Linked DNA regions of Mus musculus: region 2 is linked to region 1. A link is a loop called in an ENCODE intact Hi-C map of the cell type or tissue named here. Cell type or tissue: heart. All regions are shown on one strand. Each heading gives the region's core, and the rest is flanking DNA. Links, peaks and the distances in the headings are about the cores only.

Evidence for each region. Hi-C counts contacts between places; a loop is a spot of excess contacts. Peaks named below come from ENCODE experiments on the same cell type or tissue, not always from the same donor. Only the 100,000 strongest peaks of a DNase experiment are listed, where the experiment ranks them.
Region 2: a loop joins it to region 1, with 4 times the contacts of the local background. A loop is called at or near these places in 8 of 42 quality-filtered maps.

The regions. Positions count from the first base shown.
Region 1 is chr6:125,003,946-125,012,984 of GRCm38, forward strand. It overlaps Zfp384 (zinc finger protein 384), which reads left to right and starts at 5,293. Exons shown (of 12, transcript NM_001372420.1): 1 at 5,293-5,554; 2 at 6,436-6,495. It overlaps 4930557K07Rik (RIKEN cDNA 4930557K07 gene), which reads right to left. Exons shown (of 4, transcript NR_130997.1): 4 at 6,231-6,449. In heart, for the core only: no CTCF peak of the experiment used is centred there; DNase peaks (open chromatin) are centred at 4,956 and 5,726; H3K4me3 peaks cover 2,152 bases; H3K27ac peaks cover 2,166 bases.
Region 2 is chr6:124,925,440-124,934,478 of GRCm38, forward strand. It overlaps Mlf2 (myeloid leukemia factor 2), which reads left to right and starts at 5,949. Exons shown (of 9, transcript NM_001170341.1): 1 at 5,949-6,147; 2 at 6,660-6,737; 3 at 6,972-7,098; 4 at 7,338-7,373; 5 at 8,515-8,568; 6 at 8,852-8,980. The coding sequence starts at 6,688. It overlaps A230083G16Rik (RIKEN cDNA A230083G16 gene), which reads left to right. Exons shown (of 2, transcript NR_152158.1): 2 at 1-405. In heart, for the core only: CTCF peaks have their summits at 5,448 (motif pointing left) and 6,666; DNase peaks (open chromatin) are centred at 5,432 and 5,902; H3K4me3 peaks cover 1,833 bases; H3K27ac peaks cover 1,898 bases.

The DNA of each region.
Region 1 (9,039 bases), core at 3,601-6,100:
CTGTTCCTCCCCACCCTACCCCCCATCTGTGCCTCACCTGCTCTCTGGAAATGGCTAGCCCCACGGAAGTAGGAGACAATATAGTATCCAAGAGAGCAGTGTGGGCTGCCCGGAATGTACCTGCCTCCATGTGTTTTATCTTTGAGGCTATAAATAGGTGTGTGTCATGCACGTACACACACACACACACACACACACACACACACACACACACACACACACACACACAGAGAGAGAGATAGATATGCTTTAGATGCTGACGAGCTGTACTGTATATTGAAAGACGTGTAGCTGAGCCCCTAAAGCACACGGTGACGACTGTCTGTCTTAGGACAAGGGCAGTGTTAGGACAGGCTGCTCCAGAGGAGAGCAGCGACCGGAGTCATGAACCAAGGACCACCCTGCTGAGGTAGGAGCAAACAAGCCTTCTGAGGAGGGCTGTCAGCACAGTGCACAGGAGATTCCAGAGGGAATGGAAAGGGAGGGGGCCAGGAGGACACTGAAGGGCCTGGGGGAGGTCGGTGAGTAGGGAAGGAAGGAAGGGCTACGTGGAAGGTGAAGAAGCCTCTTTAACCTTTCCAGCGTTCCCCACAGGGCTGGAGGCCTTGCCATGGCGATGGGGAATGAAAGAGCACTTGGAGTAGAAGGGCAAGATGCTCTCGTTCGAAGGGCTCCCTGGGCTCTCACCTTCCACAACTCTCCCTTTAGAGGGACAGTGTGACCCTGTGGCTCATCCATATGCAAAAGGCACACATGAAGTCCCCTAATGAACAAGGAATTAATTGCCGTCTGATTAGACTGCAGTCCTCCTAAATTTAAATAAATTAAACATACCAGTGAGACACTGGGAGTCTCACCTGTTCCCTTTCCCCAGATGCCCTCTCCACTGTGGAAGGGCAGATGGACAGAAAGACAGGAGAGAGAAGACAATCTGGATGTTTGGATCGCCTGCTTAGAGGAAGTATGCCAGCTTGGGTCAGTGTCTTGCTAACCATGACAAAGCATGGGCCCTGGGGAGCACACCTTTCATTTTTCTCTTTCTTAAAACTCCAACAGTGACTCGGGGCTTCGGGTCTTCAGGCGATAGAGTTATAGAGGAGAAAAAGAACAAGGACCAAGCGGCTCTTCTGAGAACTGGAAGTTTCTTGGAGGCCACAAGTCACAAGCCCAGTTTGAGGGAGGCATCTCCCATCACCAAGCTCCCTCTGTTGAGGGAGTACATCAAATGACTCAGCCAAGGTTCTCCTAGGCACGTTTCTGGAATGCTTACCATTGCAGCAGACCAGAGCAGGGGATGGGGAAGCCCCCAGGAGGAGGGATCTCCTAGTAGGGCTCAGGGTGTGGAAATGATTCAAGATGGAAATTGTGCCAGCTGGAGAACCCCAGGCTAAAATTAACAGCCCTCCTCCCCACCCCACTGTGTCCCACATTTACTGCTCTAAAGCTTTGTTCCAGGGACTTAAAAGTGGCTTCTTAGAGCAAAAGGCAGGAGGAGGGCTGCCAGAGGCGCGGGGCTCAGAGAGTGCTTGAAGAATGTACAGAGGCGGCAGAGCTGGAGAACCAGGACTTTTGGGAACTACTGTTTTGCCTCCATATTTCTTTTCTCTCCCTCCCTTCTTCCTGCCTTTTCTTTTACCTTCTCTTCCTTCTCTTTTGAAGGCAGAGTCTCTGTATATAACCGAGGCTGGCCTGCCCGTAACTTAGAATACTGCCCCAGCCTCTTGAATGCTGGTATTACAGTTACATGATGGCTTATCAGGCTGAAGTCCTTACAACTGAAGTCCTTATCCTGCTAATTTGCCACTGAAATCAGCACAGAGTGCTGAGCTCGAAACTGTAATAAGAAGGAAGAGATACTTGGCATGGTAGCTTATGCCGATAATTCCAGTGTCTGGGTGACAGAGACAGGAGGATGAGGAATTCCAGGCCATCTTAGCGATGTGCTAAGTTTGGGTCAGTCTGGACTAAAAATATGAAAACAAAACAGTTCTGGGAGACGGGTGAGCTTGTAAAATGCTCTCCATGAAAGTGTGAGGATCTGGGCCTGGTTCCCAGCACCCACGTACAAATACTGGTCATGATGGTTCACACCTGTTAATTCCAGCCTTGGGGAGGCTGGAAGGATCTCGGGGCTTGATGGCTAGATGATGTGGTTGAATTGGTGAGCTTTATGTTCAGTTTGAGACCCCCATCTCAACAGAAAAAAAAAAATGATCACAGGAATTAAGGAAGACATTTAATAATGGCTTAGACACACACACACACACACACACACACACACACACACACACACACACACACACAAATAAAAGGTATGGAGATTTATGTTTATAATCCAGCACCAAGGAAAGCCACTGAGGCAGCAGCATTAGAAATTCAAAGTTATCCTAGCAAGTTTGTGACCAGGCTGGGCTACAAGAGTAGACAAGGCTATCTGGTCAACCTGATCTACATAGTGAGTTCCAGGTTAGCCAGAGCTACATAGTGAGACCCTATCCTAAAGAAACAAAGATATAAAGCTAACTTTTGCGATTCCTGGCTGTGACTTTGGGGGAAGAAGTCACTTGAACTGACAGTCCCACTTTAATTATCTGTAGAATAAGATCATAGCTCTTTGTTAGAGTAATTTTGCTTTCTCACTATGGGAACCCATTTGCATGAGCTGAGACAGACCTGTGGCTACATATACTTACTAAATAAATACATAAATAAACAAACATTATTTTAAATACTAAAGATTCTTTCCAGATTTGGTACCGAGATGGATTTCTGGTAACCATGTCTTTTAATCACTGGCTACTTGAAGCAGAGGAAGCTGGCACATGAGTGCCACCAGGCACCTGCAGAACAAAGGAAATTACTAACAGTCACAGTCTTAAGAGAGGTAGGGGGTCTCAGAGCCTAGCAGATTAGTGAAGGTAGCAGATAGGATGTAAAGAAGGCATTTTTGAGCTGGGTGGTTGTGGCTCATGCCTTTAATCCCAGCACTTGGGAGGCAGATTTCTGAGTTCGAGGCTACCCTGGTCTACAGAGTGAGTTCCAGGACAGCCAGGGCTACACAGAGAAACTCTGTCTTGAAAAACCAAAACCAAATAATAATAATAATAAATTTTTTTAAATTAAAAAAAAGAAGGCATTTATGAAGTTAGTCCCATTGCCCCATCCTACCTTGGGGCTGTTACATGCTAGCAGTTTAGCAGCTTAGGGAAGGCCCGAGATAGAAGGAAGCTGAGCTCTACAGGGTCAGCATCTGTGACTTTACACATATATTATTTCAGTATGTGAATCAGATTCCTGACAATCTTTTTTTTTTTTTTAAATCTATGAGCTTTCTGTTTATTGTAAACGGGATTAAATAAAGTCAGTCATGGGTCAAGAGGAAGAACAAGAGACCAGTTGACAGGGAGTGAAGGTAGGAAAGGGAGATAAGGTAGACAGATAGAGACACATAGGAAGTCCTGACAATCTTAGTAGGGATTCAGATATATAAATTAATTAAAGTTAACAGTAAAAGCAATAGACTAAGAGATCTCAAAAATCCTACTACTTAGGAGGTGGAGGAAAGTGGATCAAGGGTTCAAGGCCAGTTTTAAATACACCAAAGTAAGCTCCGGTCTCGAAGACAGAGACATAGCTGGGTCACGGGAGGCAGAGGCAGACAGATGGGTCTCTGAGTTCAAGGGCAGCTTGGTCTGCAGGGAGAGTTTCAGGATAGCCAAGGCTACACACACACAAAAAAAACCCTGTCTCAAAAACAAACAAACAAACGACAAAAACACAGTAAATGCTATGAAAAATTAAAAAAACCCTTTGGGTTGCAGCAATCAGGGAGTTTCCTGCAATAGTTTATAATGTTCATTTACGTATCAAACGTTTACTGGAATGCTTAACAAATTCTGGGATCTGGTGATACCATCGGGAGCAATTCAAAGTCCTTGCCCTTATGGAGCTGGGCAACAACACCAGGTGAGCTGTAAACAACAGCAGGTACGCTGAATGTTGTACTTAGAATTAAAACCCGGTAAGAAGATAAGAGATGTGGGTGTTGGCAAAAAGAAAAGACCAAAGTGAAAAGAGTAACGGAGTGGTCAGAGGAAGACCGATTGAACTTTGATAGCACCGATCCCGAAACCTCAAACAACTATGGGCCTTCTTACCTTTCTTGAATATTCAAAGAAATTAGTTTCCCCCACTCTAGCTCAGCAAAAAGACATTCGGGAAGATCCAAGAAAAAAGGGTAACGTCCTACAACAACCTAGTCCATTAAGAAATGAGCTGTGACTCCCGTCTTTTTAAGATTCCGCATGGTCGGACTGGAGAGATGGCTCAGTGGTTAAGAGCATCGACTGCTCTGCCAGAGGTCCTGAGTTCAATTCCCAGCGATCATGGCTCACAACCATCTGTAATGGGATCCAATGCCCTCTCCTAGTGTGTCTGAAGACAGCTTCAGTGTACTCAAATAAATAAAAAAATAAATAAATCTTTGCCGGGCGTGGTGGCGCACGCCTTTAACCCCAGGCAGAGGCAGGGGGATTTTTGAGTTCGAGGCCAGCCTGGTCTACAAAGTGAGTTCCAGGCCAGCCAGGGCTATACAGAGAAACCCTGTCTCGAAAAATAAATCAAAAAGGATTCCGCATGGTGAAGAGTTGGCTCAGCTGGCCGCTCCTCCAGAGGACCGGAGGTTCGGTTCCCAGATCGCACACAGTGAAGCTGGAAGCAGGTAGCGGTAACTCCTGTACACACACGGCATGCATAGGCACAGATAAACGCACATAAAAGTAAAGCAAATCTAGAAAAAGAGGGGCGATCTAAACTGTCTTTAGTGTCTTGATGCATAATTCATGAACCCGTCTAGCTTCCATCCTCCCACTTCCCCAGAGGTCTCTTCCGGAAGCCCGGGAACGCTCTCCTGATGCTCAGCTTCAGCCCTTTAACACACGCTGCCTTCACGTCCGGTTTGGGCGTCACATCCACCGAGCGCTCCACCGGTCCCCGGGTAAGGAGCTACTTCCGCCCTTACGTGTCGTAACTTCTGCCCTCAAGATGTCCGAGCCCTAACAGCACCGGATGTGCTCGAGCGGCTCTCGGAAGTGACTCGGACTCTGACCTGTTTCCCCCCCCTTTCCTTTCCTGCTGCCGCCCTCCCCCCGCTACTTTCCTCCCCCCCCCCGTTTTCGTTTCCGGCTCTCCCGCCTTCTCCGAGAAACGACTGCACATTGAAGCTGTTGGGGGGGGTGGGGGGGGAGTGGGCGTGGAGGACTCGGGGTTCCCGGGAGCACGAGCCGCAGCACCACTTCCGGGTGAGTGTCCAGGAGGGCGGGGGCCCCCCCACACCTCGCCTCGCGCCCCCGCCCTGCGGGTGTCTCGCGCGCCGCCCGGCCGAGCGTCGGGGTCCGTCTGGCGCCTGCGGTGCATGCCGGCGAGCCCCGCCTCGCGGTTCCGAGCCCGCGCCCCGCGGGTCCTCCCGCTCCCTCGGCTCCTTCCTTCCCCGGTGACCGCCGCCCCTCCCGCGCGCTGGCTCTGGCGCTGGCGTCGCCGCCGCCGCCGCCGCCTGGTGAGTGTCGCGCCGCTGCAGTCGGTGCGCGCCGCTGCCCCTCGCTCCTCCCCCCCCCCCTTTACCTCGGGCGAGTGGGGAGGGGGGGGTCCACGATGGGACTGTGAGTGCGACTGTCCCGGAACCGGAAGTGGCGGCGGTGGAGGAGCGGGCGCTGAGGAGGAATGGGGGGGGTTTAGGGGGCGGGTGCCTGTCTAGTGGGTGGCAGAGTTCAGCTCCCTGGAGGGGTGAAGGAGGGACGTCCCAGAGACCGGTCTTTGAGGAAGGAGTGGGACTTGACATCGGGAGGAAGGACCGGGTTCGGTGTCTCGGGGGAGCGAAGGTTTTAGGGGGACAGCTGGGAGCCTCCAGTATATAGACCACTGAAGGTTGAAGGAAGTACTTCTTGGCACAAGGCCTTGGGTAGGAAGGGGGCGAAGTCCTAGCTGAAGTGTGTGTGTTGGGGGGTTGGGGGGGCGAGGCTAGAGGAAGTGGCTGGGCCCGAACTTGGCACTGTGCCTGACACAGGGCTAGGGCATCCCCCCTACCCTCAGCTTTGCTTTCTAAAGCCACTTCCCAGGAGCAGGGACCTTCCTTCACCTCTGACTCCTGGTTCCCTGTAGCCCTGGGGGGAACGAAGAATTAAGTGTCTGAGCCCAGGAGTGGAACCCAAATGCTGCTAATAGAATTCATCTTAGTTTTGGGGAACTGGCTTTATTTCCCTTATGTACACTTAGTGGGTGTCACTCAACGCCTGTGACTCTAGCCCTTCCATCCTTGGATTGTTGGTTGGGGAAGCTGTCCGCTTTCCAAATTGCTGACAGTCAACTTGTGAGGCTCTCCACAGTTCTCTGGTGGCCTTTACATACTGGCCTCTGTAACCTAGACAATTTTGTTTCCAGAAAGTTCAGGAGCCCTGGAAAGGAGAAGGAATAAGACGACAGGAGGAAGAGAGAGAGAGGGTAAGACAATCTTGGTTTAATGATTTGGGGAGAGATGGGGTCATCTCAAATGGTTTTTCTTTTTTTTTTTTCCTTTACAGTGTGATAGAATTATTGAAGTAACCAACACCAGCGCTTGCAGAGAGAGAGATAAAAGCCTTTTCTTATTGTTTCCCATAGTACCCAGGAGGTTTTTGTGTAAAAAATTGGTAGTTTCTTTGTTACCCTTTCATGGCCACTGGTACTCAACAGGAATAAAATGTGAAATACTCAGGTGAAGCCACTAAATGGGCTTACATTTTGTCAGAGATGTATTCTGCTGTGGAGACACAGGGACTCTGATTACAGTATAGTCTTTATGGTGTCACTTAGAGAAACAACAAAGGCAAGTTTGGAGTTTCCCATTCTTGGTGTTCAGTGGAGTGTTTGAGTGACTCTGTTGAGTGATGAAGACTCTAACATGAGACAATTTGAGTTTGATGTGTCAGGTAATATTTTTCAGAGAACACTGCTTCTTGGATAGTTTGAAATAAAAGAGATAAAATTATATGCTTTCTGCTCTAGTAAATCTGGGAGAAATCAAAGTGATACCTGATGCTAATACTGAAACCTTTCTATTTTTTTCGGGGGAGGGAAACAAAAAATTTTGTTATGAAGCCCAAGCTAGTGTGGAACTCACTAAGTAAACCAGTTTGGCCTCGGCCTCGAGGCCATCTCTTCTCCCTGTGCAAGCTAAGTGTTTGGACTACAGGCATCGCCACTGTGAATGGCGATGAAAGGTTCTTTAGTTGAAAAAAATAGCTGTTAAACACAACAGTTAGGGGCACTGGTTGCTCTTCCAGAGGTCCTGAGTTCAAGCTCAGCACCCCCCATGGCAGCTAACAACTGTCTGTAACTGTAGTCCCATGGGATCGATGCCCTCCTCTGTTATACAGATGAGACACCCACTGCTTAAATCCATAAATAAATCTTTAAAAACAGCAGCACTGGAGGGCTGGAGAGGCAGTCGGGTTGGTAAAGTGCTTGTCATGTGAACATGAGGACCCAGGTTTGCTGCCCAGAATACAGGCAGGAAAGCAGAGCATGGTGGACCCAGCGCTGGTAAGGCAGAGACAGCTAGATGGATCCCTGGTGCTTACGAGCTAGCTATCCAGCTTACCATAATTGGGGAGGCCTAGGTTAGTGAAAGACCCAATGTGTAAAAATAAACCGGAGAGCACCTGAGGAATGACTCCTGAGGTTGTCTTCTGACTTCTATGTTCACTTTCTAAACACAAAAGACAAGATAGCAGGTAATGTAAACTGAGCCTCCCCGAGTTCTCAGGCCGTGACCTCTCACCTTTGAGTGGTTGGAAACGCCTTAAGTGGCAGCATAGGACGGAAGAGTGCAGGAGTGCTCACCCTACTGTCATCATCTCCTCGCTGCCAGTAACTCCTCTGGAAAACAAATCTTTGTACTTTTAAAATTTGGTTTTTATTTAATTTGTTTATGTTTTGGGGAGGTGGTCAGAGGACAAGTTTGAGGGAGTTGTGGATTCTGGGGCCCAAACTCAAGTCATTAGGCCTGGTGGCAAGTGGCTTTTTCTGCTGAGCCATCTAGGCAGCTGTCTTTTTTTACTTTACTTTTTAAGATAGGACACCATGTTGCCACAGATGACCTTGAACTTGTGATCCTCCTGCCTCCGTCCGAATGCTGGAGGTAGCAGCTTTACCTCACCCAGGTTAAGTGGTGTTGGGAATCAATCCCAGAGGCTTATGCTGGACAAGTGCTCTATCTACCAGCTGAGCCGCATCACCAGACGGAGCCTGGGGACTGGGAAGAAAAGTGATCATTTCATTATGACTTACTCTTCTCCTTTCTGTGGAGCTAGCCTTCCCTTCTTACTAACTAGTCGTGGCCTGATGGAGGAGCAAAGTTGAAGCTCATTTTGAATCTGAACTCTTTCCTCTTACTCCTTCTCTGGAGCTATAAGAGAAGTCTTCTACTTGTTCCCAAGTCCTAGAGCAGAGCCGGTTCTCTGGTTCTTTTCCTTCCTTTCTTTTTGTTTTGTTTGTTTGTTTGAGACATAGCCTCACGTAGCCCAGGTTGGTTTTTACATATGGAAGGTGTGGCAGTGGAAAGAAGAAATAAGTGTGTGGGTGCTTCTGCCATGGTACAAGGAGAGTGGTCAGATGTCAGCTGCTGGAAACCCTGTGGGTTCTGAGCATCAAAGTTAGGTCATTGTGTCTGGTGACAATCACTTTTGTCCGCTGAGCCATACTGACAGCTCTAGTCTTCCTGCCCCAGCTTCCTAAGTGCTGGGTTTGCAAGCATGTGCCCTCACACCTGGCCCTTTTTATTTTTGTAGTATGTGTGGTTGTTTGTCAGCATGTATACCTGTGTACCACTGGCATGCCTAGCGGCTATGGAGGACAGAAGAGAGCATTGACTTTCCTGAACCTGAAGTTACAGGTGGTTGTGGCTGCTGTTTGGATGCTGGAAATTGAACCCTGGAGAGAGTGGTGGGTGCTGTGAGTGCTTGTCATACTGAGCCCTCTTTCAGGCCATCGCTCCTGCTCCTTGTT
Region 2 (9,039 bases), core at 4,198-6,697, 78 kb before region 1:
CTAAGCGGCTAGTGAAAGACGCACTTGACCTAGCAAGTTAAAGACTTACAAGAGGATAACGAGGAAGCGTCAGTGCGTGGTCGATGGACCTTCCAGGTGACTTTTATAGGCTCTCTGCTCCAATCTCTCTCAACTGCTCCATCATGGATGCCTGCTGAGGTCCCACCCACCAACCACATAGCTGGAAGCCTGGAGGCTCCCAGGTCTAGCACAGGAAACACTCAAACAGGAGACGACTGAAATTGTCCTGGGTTTCCTCTCCTGGTTGATGGCACTTTCCTCCATGCAAAATTAGACCTCGTTTTTTTCTTCCTTTCCCTAGTCCCTTGAGCTTGCATTTGGTCCCTACCCCCCTGACCTGCTTGTGCTCGGAGTGCTATGAAGCTTCGCCGTCTCACAATTGTCAATCACGAGTTTGGGGTTTCTGTACCTTCACACCTACCTCGGTTTCCCTCTTGCCATACCTGCTGCATAGGACAAGCTCAAGAGAGAGAGAGAGAGAGAAAAGTTCCCAGGAATGCACAAAAGGTCTTTCGATTTAAAAGACAAACAGGCTGTTGTGGGAGTTCCATACTTACTGCGTTGCTCCACCCTCCACCCTCTGTTCAAATATCCAACTGTTCTGGGCTGGTTCCAGATATGTGACCTCACATCCAAAGAGGGCCCCTTCTCTGGCCCAGCTCTACCCTCTCAAGGATTTCCTGACCGAGTCCAGACATGAGCAGAGAATGTAGGAGGCACACTCAGTCCTTGTCCTCTCAAGCTTCAGTCCCTCTCACTCCTGTCATCTACGGGAAATGCCAATGACTGACAAACTCCTGCCCTTCATTGATCCGATAGAGAAGAGACAGAGACCAAGGCAGACAGAGAGGGAGGGAGAGGAGAGGGAGAAGAGAAAGAACAAGAACAGGAGGTGAGGAAAAGAGAAGGCAGGCAGACATAACTGCTAGTGGCTTGTAAATGATATCCTTCCATTTCCTAGAGAGCTGTAAGCCACCAGGCACACTGATACAAGCTTGCATAGCTCCCAAAATTTCAAGTGTGTGTGTGTGTGTGTGTGTGTGTGTGTGTGTGTGTGTGTGTGTGTGTGTGTTGGTGAGGATCCAGGAGATAGCCTTGTGTGTACAAGGTAAGCTCTTACACAGGGCTACATCCCAAGCCCAGCTCAAGAACTTTTAAGCTACAAGAAAGCAACAAGCACCCTAGATTCCAAACTCTGTCTAATAGAAGAAGTTAAGTTGTAATTTGTAAATGTTCCTAGGTGAGGAAATACGCTCATTTAAAATTACATGGAGGCTCTGGAGAGATAGCACGGTGGGTGGTCGAGAGCACTCCCTGTTCTTGCTGAAGACCCGGGTTCAGTTCCACATAGTGGCTTACAACTATCCAGACCTTCTCGGCACCCTCTTCCAACTTCTGTATGCATCAGGCAGGCACAGACATACATCAGGCCAGCAAAACATTCATACACATCAAATAAATAAGCCTTTTTTTCTTTAAAAAAATTTTTTTATTTATCTATGTTTTTGTTTGGACAAGAACCCACACTGTAGTTCCAGCTTTCCTGGAACTCACTACATAGACCAGACTGGCCTCGAACTCAGAGAGATCCTCCTGCCTCTGCATCCCAAGTGCGGAGACTAAAGGTATGCATCACCATAGCTAACCTAAATGAATCTTTTTTTTCTTTTTTTTTTATTAGGTATTTTCCTCATTTACATTTCCCAATGCTATCCCAAAAGTCCCCCATACACACACCCCTACTCCTCTACTCACCCACTCCCACTTTTTGGCCCTGGCGTTCCCCTGTACTGGGGCATATAAAGTTTGCAAGTCCAATGGGCCTCTCTTTCCAGTGATGGCCAACTAGGCCATCTTTTGATACATATGCAGCTAGAGTCAAGAGCTCCGGGGTACTGGTTAGTTCATATTGTTGTTCCACCTATAGGGTTGCAGTTCCCTCTAGCTCCTTCATTAGGGGCCCCTAAATGAATCTTAAAATAAAATCATATAGAGTCAGTGAGGTCGCTCAGCAGGTAAAAGCAGCTGCCACCAATCCTGGTGACCTGAGTTTGGTTTCTCAAACCCATGTGGTAGAGGAAAAGAACTAACTCCTCCAGATTGTCCTCTGACCTCTGCATGCATGCATGTCATGATAGAAGCACTCCATACACAGGTGAATATAACAGAAATTAAATTAGGAAAAGATAGTGTATAGCACTGGCCCAGAATCCCACCAATTGGGCAGTGAAGACAGACAATCAGGACTTAACTTCAACACAGGAAGTTTCAGGTCAGCCTGGGTTACACAATAGGACTGTCCCAAATAAAAAATAGGGCTGTGGCCTTAGCTCAATGGTAGAGTGCTTATCTACCATATGCAAGGTCCTGGTTACACACACACACACATACACACACACACACACACACACACAATACACACACACACATACACACACACATACACACACACATACACACACACACACAATACACACACATACACACACACACACACACACACACATACACACACACACACACACACACAGAGGCATGCAAAGATAAAATGGAATGGTATGAGATTCTTAAGGTTTTCTGTTTGCTATCTTTTCTGACATCATCTCACATAGAGACTTGCTATGTATCTCTGGGATTACAGATTTATATCTAACAACATGGCAACATCCTTACAGTCTGAGAGAAGGAAGAGAAAGGACTTAAAGAAAGGAGACAGGACAGCAAATAACAGACAGAAAAAGAAACCTGGAGATATAGCTTGCCACGGCGGCACCCAACTAGAATCCTTGTAGCCAGGAAGCTAAGGCAGAGTTACCATTAGTTCAAGTGGTCCAGCCTGGGCTATATAGCAAAAACCTATGTCAAAACAAACGCAACACACAGGCAAGGAGACTAAAAGACCACACCTCAAGGTGGCAGGGGCTGTCTTAGCCTTGTCTGTCTGTTTAATACACTAGACCCAGCACAGAGCACGTGCTCATTAAACAGCTGTTGAGTGGCCAAGCAATGTAGAACTTGCTTTGATGGCCAGGTAGGGAGCATATACCTTTAGTCCCAGAGCTACATAGTGAGAGTGTGGGAGACTTGCTTTCAAAAGAGACAAGAAAAAAGAACATTTGTGTAGGATATCTTTAAGTGTAGGTGGCAGAATGCTCATTGAAGTAACATTCTTTTGTTTTGTTTGTTTTTTCAAGACGAGTTTTCTTTTCTTTTTTAAATATTATTTGTTTCTGTTTATACAAATACACTGTAACTGTCTTCAGACACACCAGAAGAGTGCATTAGATCCCATTACAGATGGTTGTGAGCCACCATGTGGTTGCTGGGATTAGAACTCAGGACCTCTGGAAGAGCAGTCAGTGCTCTTAACTGCTGAGCCATCTCCCCAGCCTGCTACATCCACTCCAGTAGTGACAAGCGCGACAGGCCCCAAAAACCTGGGTGCTGTCCCGAGGCGAAAAGTTCATGGAAACTTAGTCTCCTGGAACCTTGGCATCCTGTATAACGAATGCTCCAATGTCCTTGCTTTAGTTGGTGAACAGATCTGTGTGCTTTCCCTTAATATTCCTTTATTACAAGTGCTCCTAAGGATTGATATTTTGACATATAGCTAAGTTAGATTCTAGGCAGTTATTGATCCGACCTTGGGCATGGATAGCTAAGTCACTGCCTTACACAGGAATTTACCATTATCTAGGAAGAAGTAAGTTTGTGATCCAAGGAGGAACCAGAGTAGATACTTAGAACTATAGATAGCTGAGTTACACCCATACACAAGTATTTACAATGGCCTAGGGGGAAGGTGGACTATATTATAGACTAGAGAAGGATGTAGCCTTGGCTGTCCCAGCTCTCCGGAGCTTGATTGCTCTTCTCCTCCCCCTTGCTCCCCTCCCATACCAGGCTGACCTCAAACACCGAGATCCACCTGCCTCTGCCTCCTGAATGCTGGGATTAAAGGTCACCACTGGCCAAAGTAACCCTTTTATATAACCAGATTTATTTTTATTTTCTATGTATTTTTGCCTATAGGTGTGTACAATGTGTACACAATCCCTCTAGAGGCCCAAAGAGGGCATTGGATAGCCTGGAACTGGGGTTTTACCGATTGATGATTGAGAGTCACAAAGTGGGTCCTGGAACAAGGTCCTCTGCAAGGTAGCAAGCTCCTTTTTCAGATTTATTTTCCGTGTAGATGTGTGCCAGTATGCCAGGTGTGTACACACCCTTGATTTCTGCAGTGCATGTTAGAGCTGCTGGAGCTGCAACTCTGCAGCCATCCTGGGTTGCTCTGGAATAGCAGCAAGCTTTATTTATTTATTTTTTAAATTTTATGCTTTTGGGTTTTTTGTTTGTTTGTTTTTAATTTTATGCTTTTGTTTTTCTTCTAGATAAGCTATGTAGCCCAAGTCAGCTTCTAACTCACAGAGATCATCCTTTTTCTGCCTCCCTCCCAGTGCCCCACCAACCAGCAGGCATGTTTAGCCACTGAGCTGGCTCTGCAGCTCTGAGGTACTCTGGATGGAATGTCAAAGTGCTTTTCTTTAGAGCAAGAAGAAAGGACAATTGTCGGGTGGGATACCAAGAGGCATTTAAAGAAGGTCTTATATATCAAATATCAATGAAAAACACATTTTCTCCTTTTTTTTTTTTTTTTTGGCTTCACTTTGCCAATCTGTCAGCTTACGTTAACTATATCACTGTTTCTTCTCTTAGCACTATTTTTTTCCCACTAGCAATGATCAAATCGAAAGAAGCTGAGAGTCTCTGCTCCCAATCTTTTCCTGAGTAACCACTGACCCTTTTCCCTCAGGGAGTTGGTTAGAATAAACCTTTCTCTTCAGATCAGGTTCCACACGGTACCAATGTGGCTGACAGCCAGAGTAAAGAACTTGGGACAGTTTTGAGTTTGGATCTCTGTGGGTCAAAGTCTACCCAATACAGTTCAAATCCTCTGACCCAAAGGGGAGGGCTCTTCTCTCCAGCTCAGCCAGATTTTGTGCAAGACAATTAGTATGTCAAAATACCAGTCTCTGGCTTTGGAGTCAGCCCTCTTGGGCTTACTTTTTAGCTCCACCCCTGGGTGATTCTGCTTAATTTAGCTCTCCACCCCTTTATTCTTCTAAACTTTAGTCCCTTGACCTATCTACCTGCTCAGAACAAAGAAAGTTTTAAAGACCTACGACCTAAAGGAACTGGACTATAGCTTAGTGGTAGGGCATGTGCTTGGTATGCCCAAGGTCCTGAGTTGGGTCCTGAGCACTAAAACCAAAACCAAAAAACGACAACAAAAAGCAAACAGACTTCAGAACTAACGCCTTTGCCCAGGCCAACCCTTCACAGACAGGTCCTGGAGTGGTCCAGAAGCCTAAGCCAACACCGAGTCCTAAGGAGCTAAGGATCCAGCCCGGCCCAGGATCGCCCTCTGGCGGCCAAACTCCCAACCTGGATTCCCTTCCCTGGTTGGCCTTTTCCAAGGCTTAACTAGACCTGAGCTAAATTGTCACCTCCTTCTCTGCGTCACTCGGAGGACACCGCCCGCCCGAGCGTCTCTCCAGAGGGACAGGCCCACGCGCTCCCCTGGTTAAGCGCCCCTCCTGCAGTGTGTTTAAAGGTCCCCGCAGGGATCCGCCCCACCGATCGCCCCCAGACAGCCCGCCTCTCCCCCCCCCCCCCCGCAAAAAAGGTGCGGCACACCCTGCCCCCACGTTGCGCTCAGCCGGTCCCTCCCGATTCCGCTCCGCCCCCCCCCACCTTTGCAGGAGCCTCTTCCTGTCCCCAGATCCCCGAGCCAGCTTAATGACACCTCCCACCCGCCCCAGAGGACCCGCCCTCCGGGGCTCCACGGCGCGCGCGCCGCCCTCCCTCCCAAGCAGGTGGGCGGAGCTCCCGCAGCCCGCCCCCGGGGCCGTCCGTCGTGACGTCACTTCCGTTCGGGCCTGACCGAAGATCGGCTTCTCGGGCCGAGGGCGGGGGTACGGAGGTGGCAGGCGAAGGCAGGAGGCGGTGCGGGAGGCGAGAAGCTGCCGCGCGGACCAATCCTTGCGTCCCGGGCCGCGACCCTGCTCCTGCAGCGCCCCGAGGAGAGGCCGGCCGGATGGGCCGCTGAGCCGGAGTCGGGGACCGGTGAGGCCAGGGCGCCGCGGCCCGCACGGCTGCAGGGATGCGATCCCGGGAGTGGACCTTCCTCTCCGGCTCGCCCGGCGGGAGGCACGGGCTGGGGCAGTGGCGGCCCGGATCGGTGGGCAGTGAGGCCTGCCCGGGGAGGCCTGGTAGCGCCCAGTGCCAGCAGAAGGCGGAGTAGTTGGGGGTCATTAATGGGGTGGCGGGCCGCCGTTCGAGATTCTCATCGAGTCTGGCGTCGGAGGAGGAGCTGACCGTGGCTCGGGGAAGAGAGGATGGCGGGCGGGGGTGGAGGGGCACCACTAAGAGGCTTGGGAAAAATTCCATGACCGGCTTGGAGAGCTGCTGGCTCTCAGGTCTCATAGGTTATATGGCTCACCTGGCGAAGGATCTTCCCTGGAGTTTGGAGGGGTCAGTGATAGTGTATGCAAGAGGCAGCCTTAAGAGTAGCAACACTGAGCTGGTGTGCATAAGCCTGGCCGCCTGCAGGAAACACAGCCTCCGTATCTTCACAGTGTGGAGCCCCCTGGAGCTGAGATCACGATGTTCCGCTTCATGAGGGACGTGGAGCCTGAGGATCCCATGTTCCTGATGTGAGAATTCCCTCCCCCTCGCGCCCTCAGCCCATTCGGATTCAGGTCTGAGCAGTTCAGGCAGACCTTTGAGTTGGTTCCCTTGGCTGGAACCAGTTAGAATTAGCTGGATACTCAGCTGCCGCTCTCAGAGGGAAGCCGGCATCCGTGCCACTGTGTACCCTGACTTCATTTCGGGGAGGTGAAGAAGGCTGGGGGTTAATCTGCCTTCTATAGTGTATGCTCACTCCGCAGGGACCCCTTCGCAATTCACCGTCAGCACATGAGCCGCATGTTGTCAGGCGGCTTTGGATATAGCCCCTTCCTGAGCATCACAGATGGTAACATGCCAGCAACCAGGCCTGCCAGCCGCAGGATGCAGGTAACAGTTGGAACATATCGAGACCTGGGGTGATTAGTTAAGTATGCTGCAGTTCTTGCCCTACAACCAGCTTTAAAGGGACATGACCTGCGTGGGAGGCAGACGAGTGGGGTCAGGAGTCTGGGAAAGGGGCTGTGTGACTCCTGTGGAAAGAAGGAAGGGGGGAACGGAGGCACTGACCTCCTTTGGTACATACAGTTGGTAGGGTGTAGTTCTAACTTCAGTTTCTCGTCTTGTAGGCTGGGGCTGTCTCTCCCTTCGGGATGTTGGGAATGGTGAGTCCCTGTCTTCTCTTCCTGTATCTCTTGCACAAGTGCATACACTCACGTGCGCGCGCGCACACACACACACACACACACACACACACACACACACACACCCCTTAAATGTTATTTCCAAATGCACCACTCTGGTGGTCTTAAAAATCTTCTCTTTGGATAGTTGACATGGTTCAGAGCCCATTGACTATAAGTTAAGGAGCTAGGGCTGCAGAAATGGCTCCCGAGTTAAGAGCACCTGGCTGTTCTTCCAGACAACCAGGGTTTGATTCCCAGCACCCACATGGCAGCTCACAACTGTCTGTATTTGTAGTCTTAGGGCATCTGATGCCATCTTCTGTTCTCCACCGTCATTGCATGAATGTAGAGAGCAGACGTACATGCAGACAAAACACTCATACACAGAAAGATAATAACTAGAACACTCAAATGCTACTGACACTCAGAAGTTCTTAATCACTGGGGAAAGTAAAAATGTACAGCGGTTCTTTTGAGGAGGGAAAGTTTGGGGTTCTTTTACAGCTCTAAATATTCAGAGGGGTTTTTTGGTTTTTTTTTGTTTTTTTTTTTTTTTGTTTTTTTTTTTTTTTTTTTTTTTGAGACCAAGTTTCTCTATAACAGTCCTGGCTGTCCTGGAACTCACTCTGTAAACCAGGCTGCCCTCAAACTCAGCTCTGTTTACCTCTGCCTCTCAGTGCTGGGTTAAAGGCAAGCCCTGTCAATCAACATTTAGCGTGATCAGAGGTTTTAATTCATTGCCTTTGGGTCACTTCCTTAAAGATCGGGATGAGCTGGGTGTGGTGGCGAACGCCTTTAATCCCAGCACTCTGGAGGCAGAGGCAGGCGGATTTCTGAGTTCCGAGGCCAGCCTGGTCTACAGAGTGAGTTCCTGGACAGCCAGGGCTACACAGAGAAACCCTGTCTCAAAAAAAACCAAATTTAAAAAAAAAAAAAAAAGATTGGGACGGCAGGCAGGAGAAGCATTAGGGCGGTCACAGAGCCGGAGAAGGTAGCCAGCAGTTCATGGGGAGGAACTTGAGTGGTCAGGCTAGATGTAAGAAGGAAAAGGGGTCTGTCCTCAGGTGAGTGGCTGGCCCCAAACCGCTGACTAGTCTTCTGGACTCTCATCTTTCCCCAGTCCGGCGGTTTCATGGACATGTTTGGGATGATGAACGACATGATCGGGAACATGGTATGACTTGCCCCATAGTCTTCCCCTGCCTTGATCTCCGTAGCAGCCAACATGGTTGGGGGTGTGGGGTGAGCTAGTGACTAAGTTGAGTCAGAGCACCAGGGGTCCTGTGTTTGTTCTTAGACCCATGAGTGATTACGTATGCTAGTGTTGGGCCTGAGGAATCGGGGCGGTTGTGATGCGAGTTTCCCATCCTCACGTATTTTGAGGAAGATGTAGCAAGAGCCAGCAGCTGAAGGGAGCTCCCTTCTGCAGAGTAGGCCCTCATTCAGTCCCTCCTCAGGAGCACATGGCTGCAGGGGGCAACTGCCAGACCTTCTCCTCCTCCACTGTTATCTCCTACTCCAACACTGGGGACGGCGCGCCCAAGGTTTACCAGGAGACGTCGGAGATGCGCTCTGCCCCAGGCGGGGTGAGTAAGGAACCCCTCTATCTCAGAGGAGGTAGGATGGATCGGCATCCACAGGAACC